Linked DNA regions of Homo sapiens: region 2 is linked to region 1. A link is a loop called in an ENCODE intact Hi-C map of the cell type or tissue named here. Cell type or tissue: gastrocnemius medialis. All regions are shown on one strand.

The links. Hi-C counts contacts between places; a loop is a spot of excess contacts. Peaks named below come from ENCODE experiments on the same cell type or tissue, not always from the same donor. Only the 100,000 strongest peaks of a DNase experiment are listed, where the experiment ranks them.
Region 2: it touches region 1 in a loop (7-fold over the local background); 12 of 110 quality-filtered maps call a loop at or near these places.

Annotation. Positions count from the first base shown.
Region 1 is chrX:54,181,480-54,183,979 of GRCh38, reverse strand. FAM120C (family with sequence similarity 120 member C) reads left to right here and starts at 726. Exons shown (of 16, transcript NM_017848.6): 1 at 726-1,480. The coding sequence starts at 782. RefSeq lists silencers at 294-393, 964-1,173, 1,184-1,233. In gastrocnemius medialis, no CTCF peak of the experiment used is centred here; DNase peaks (open chromatin) are centred at 719 and 1,439; H3K4me3 peaks cover 2,416 bases; H3K27ac peaks cover 2,037 bases.
Region 2 is chrX:53,683,217-53,685,716 of GRCh38, reverse strand. All of the region lies in intron 2 of HUWE1 (HECT, UBA and WWE domain containing E3 ubiquitin protein ligase 1), which reads left to right. Among named protein-coding and RNA genes, the nearest start is that of HUWE1, 2.3 kb to the left of the region's middle. In gastrocnemius medialis, no CTCF peak of the experiment used is centred here; DNase peaks (open chromatin) are centred at 1,416 and 2,306; H3K4me3 peaks cover 2,189 bases; H3K27ac peaks cover 2,500 bases.

The DNA.
Region 1 (2,500 bases):
CCAGTTACGTCTTTCTTAATTGGGACCAACAGCTCTTTAAATATTATCTTTCCACTAAGGGGAAAATCCTCCCTCCTGGGGAGTTTTAGCTCACTTTAGCTGAATTCAGTCAATCCACTCTAACTTCCATTCCCATGATGCATCAATCCATCCCCCAAAACTCTTTTTCCAGGAAAAAGCAGTAAATAACCTAAGCAACTCAGTGAGATGCAAGGAGTTGGAGTGCAACTCCTAAACACTCATCATCACGCCCCGCTTCCTGTGACCCTGTGAGCACAAGGGCTGAGAAGGGTGGTAGTCTGGTTCCTCGACTATATCCTAAGGCCATAGAGAAGACTACAACTACCAAGATGCCCCTCTCCCCGCCCCGCCCCGCCCCTCCTCGCTCCCCTTCCTCCAGCTAGAAAGCGTGTACCACCGAGAAGACGAGGCAACATGGCTCCCGGAGGTGGAAGAAAGAGGCTTCACCCCTTCTAAAGCGGGAAGAAGAGCGGCCGGAAAGGAGAAAAAAGAGAAGTGACTAGAGCCCATCCTCGCTTTTATCCTCCCAGCCTCTCCCGGGTCCGGTCTGCCCCTCCCCTTCTCTCTACCCAAATCCAATTTGTGGTCTCCTCCCCTCCCCGCCCTCATTCCCTCGCTTCCTCACCCCTCCCCTCGGGAATCCTTTTCCCGCCCCCCCTCGCCCCCCGCGGAGTGCGCACGCGCCCGCCCCCAGCTTCGCGCCCAGATCGTCGCCTATCCTGCTTGCGCAGCCGCTATCGCGTCTGCCCACCGACGAAGCATGGGTGTCCAGGGCTTCCAAGAGTTCCTGGAGAAGCGCTGTCCCGGGGCCGTGGTGCCCGTGGACCTCCTAAAACTCGCGCGCACGGTCTCGCGCCAGCAGCAGCAGCAGCACTTGCACCGCCAGCTGCCGCCGACTGCAGCCCTAGCGCCCGGGGCTCCACGCGCCGCCAGGGGCTCCGTGCCTCTGCAACCGCCGCTTCCGCCCGCTGCCTTGGGTGCCTACTCCGGGGGCGCGGGGCCGACTCGGCACCATCACCCCGCTCACCACTTCCACCATCATGGCCAAGCGCAGCCCGGGCTGCACCCTCCGCTGCCGCCGCCGCCGCCCCCTCAGCTGCCCGGGGCCCGGGTGCTGGTGGACGCCGGCTCGGCGCTGCCGCGGCTCTATGGCGGCTACCAGACGGATTGGGTGTGTGGCGGCCAATGGAACGCCATGCTGGGCTACTTGTCAGCGCTGTGCCAGGCTTGTGCCTATCCTGGCGGCGACGGCCTGGAGCTCGTGGTCATGTTCCCGGGGGGCCTGGGCAAGGACCGGCTGGCCGAGTGGGGCCGTCGGTGCCAGGCCGAGCGGCAGACAGCGCAACTGATCGTGGGACACGTGGGCAACAAGGGCACCCCTCCACCGCGGGCCTGGTTCCTGCCACCGGCCTGCCTGAGCCACTGCGTGAGGCTAGCACTCATCCGCTTCCGGGTCAAGGTGAGGGAGGGGCCGGATCTTAAATAATAAGCCCCACACCTATTCCCTCCCAACTAAATACCTAACCACCTACCCACTTACCCACTACCCTACCTCCCATCTACCCACCCACCTACCCGCCCAACAGCTAACCTACCTGCCTAACTACCCTCTACCATTTTATCCATTTACCTCCCCCTTCATACCACCCCCTACGGATTCACTCACCTACATGGCCATATCTCTACTCATGTCATCCCAGTAGCTCCCTTTAGCTTCCCTTATCCAATTGGCCTACCACTAGGTTTCAGCAGAATCTAGTCAGAATTTCTTTTGTAGCCTCATCTTTCTCCTGGTGTCTTCTGCCTCAAACTGAAATGCCTTTACCCTGCTTTTGCCAGTTGACATCTCTCTCCTGTATCTCTTTCCAACCTCGCAGTAAATCACTTAAGCAGGTGTGAACTGAACACCTTTCTTCTACATTGTTTTTCCGTCTTCACCCACTGCTGCTTTTTTACCCATCTGTGTCCATTCAGCCTTTTTCATTTCAACATGCATCTTCTTCCTCCTGCCTTAGCCTAAACACATAAAAACCCACTGATTCAGTCACTGTTCAGCAAGTATTAACTCACTGAGTGTAAGGGTTTTAAAGACATGTGAGACACTGCTCATGCCCTTGGAAAGTTAAATGTATACACATGAAACATTTAATTATAGCAATGTGTATGTGATTATGCCTTATGGTCCAGACAGTAAGTACAGTTCCTGTTTTCTGTATGTGGGAGTGGTGGGATATCTTTGGACTAAAGTGGTCAGGGGAGGCTTCCCTGAAGAAGTCGGACCTCACCTGGGTCTTCAAAGGTGGATTGGATTTGAATGAGTCACAAGCTTGGGAGGAGGCTGCTTTAAGTGGGAGGAAGAAAATGAGCAGAAGCAAAAAGGAATATTAAGTGTGCAAGGCCCCATAGGCAGTTAAGTCCAATCTGCATGTAGTTGGGTCACTGCATATGGGGCCTGGGGAACAGCTTGGCAGCATCCCCA
Region 2 (2,500 bases), 500 kb after region 1:
TTTAATGTTGTGCGAGAGTGCCTATTTTTCCACAGTTATGCCAACACGTATTATCAATCTTTGTAATTTTAGCCAATTTAAAGGGCAAAAAAATCGTATGTCATTGTTTTCATTTGCATTTCCCTGATTACTGGCGAAATTGATCATATTTTTGTTTGTAAATAGGCAAATATCAATAGTTTATATAGGCAGTTTTCCTATCTATAAGCAATAAGCATTTTGAAATTTTAATAATAAAAAACCTGTTCGCAATAGCAAGAGAAACGAATAAAAATACCTAGAAGTAAACTATAAAACTTTATTGACGAATACCATAAAAGAACATCTGCATGAAAAGAGAAGGAATACTATGCTTCTGAATAAGAAGGCTCAATATTTTAGTGATGTCCATTTTTCCTATATTGGTTTATACAGTTGATGCAATTTCAATAAATATACCAAGTTTTTTTGGAACTTACTATGATTCTAAAGTTCATCCGGGGGAAAAAAATGGCTAAGAATAACTGAAAAAAAATATTTTAAAACGTAAGTAAAGATAGGGATATTTGTACTACTGGCTATTAAAATGTACTCTAAAGGAACTATTTAAATTAGAACGGACAGAACAATGCATTAGAATGGAAAAGCCCACAAATCAAGCCAGATTGGATCCCAAGATTTATTGGAGAAACACTGTTGGCTAGACGTGGAAAAACTGCCATATTAAAAGCTTCAGGCATTTCCCCCCATCCCCGAAGCTTGAATATTCCTTTGAGGGCAGACTCCTTTGTTTGGAGAAAACCACTTTATTGGATCTTTTTGGTTATGCCAAGGTAAAGCTTCAGTAGTTAAAATTGGTGGCTTTGGAACTAGAACTAATGATATGGCCTTTAGTTAGATTAAGATGGATTCAGGTTAGCCTGCAGTGCGGCGAGGGAAGGAGTCTGGATAATGTAGGTTTAAAAATTTTTTTCCCTATCTAATGGGCAAAAAATGTTATGTCATTGTTTTCATTTGCATTTGTGTGCTTACTGTGAGATTGAACGTCTTTTAAATGTTAGTCCAGGATAATATGTTATTCCTGGAGACAGGTAACAATGGGGGACTCTTTGCTCCGCTTCCAGAATGGAGTTTGGCTAATTGGTACAGCCTTGCCCGGAAGCGTGAGAATAAACAGGTTGACTTTTTAAATTTTCCTCAAGCACTAGGCTCTAGACACCTAGATCGGGGGCGGAGGCAGTTTTCAGGACATGGCCGAGATTTGGCGCTGAGCTGTGTCATCGCGAGGTTTGGCAGCCAGCTCCGCAGTGGGTCGGAAACCTCGTGGTAGGCGAGATCCCTGCAGGACGGGAGGGTTCCTCCCTTCCCCCGAAAAACTCCCAGTCATTTTCATGAAGCTCCGCCTTTCTCCTTTTTAGGAGTGTGCACCAGGTCTCGCGATATCTCATGTTTCCTAAAGGCGAGGCGCGGGCGGCATCCTGCGGTGAATTAAGAAGGTCTCGCCGAGGCTAAAGCGTAATATCGCGATAGTTCTCAACGCATGCGGGAGCCGGCCGTGGTAGGTTGGCTCCGCCCCTCACTGCTTCGTTAGGTTGTGCGTCATTTGCTTTTCGCTTCGCGTAGGGTGAAGCTGTAGCTACTTCGGCTTTGGTGGGAGGGAGGAGGGGTCTGGAAAGGGCTGGGCTCAGGCTTTTCCCGTCCGGTAGAGGTTCTCGCGGGATCGCGCGGAGGCGGCGGTGGCTCGGTTACTGACTGCAGTAGCCGCGGAGGCGGCGGCAAGGTCTTCGGCTCGTGCCGTTCTAAGCCGGAGAATTCTCGCGGGAGCAGGGTTACGTCCTCGTGGGATTCGTTGGCGGTGGCTGAGGTAGCTCGCGGGTGGGGGGTGGGGGGGCAGTGACTAGGGTCGGTCCGCCTGCTGTTAAGATGGCGGCGGAGGCTGATGTCTGTCCGGCCAGGACCCAGCACAGAGGTGTTGGCTATCTGCCTTTATGACGCCTCTGAGGTGCCCAGCGTTAAGGAGGTGACGATTGGCGAAACGCCGGGGTGCCGGTAAACTAGACCTGAGGCGAAGACCACCTCGTTTCTTGTCCGTTGAGGCGACACCATTTCCTGGGCCTCGGCCGCGTGTGGGCCCGCCTTTGCCCCACCGATCGGTCAACGCCTCCGTTGTCGCCGCCGCAGTGGGCGGATTGGGAAGGGTGGGAGGGGAGTCTGGAGTTCGCTGGGGAGTGGGGTTGGGGGTTAAATTGAACGGTGGGAAAGAGGAGCAACCAATGAAGAGTGGCCCCTTTCCCCTACCTTTTCTGCCGGCCAACCTCCGTTCTCAGCACCTCCGACGACCCGGATGAATACCCTGGTTTTTCTCGAGGTGGGGTCATCTTCGCCAACTCTCGCGGTTTTAGAGCTAAGGCTTAGGGTTCAAGCAGTAGTGTCACTGGTGTACTCCTCCTCCTCTCCCCACACCCCTCCTAATTCTGTCGTCCCATCTAATCTTCATCTACGTGGATAGTTGAGGCTGGTA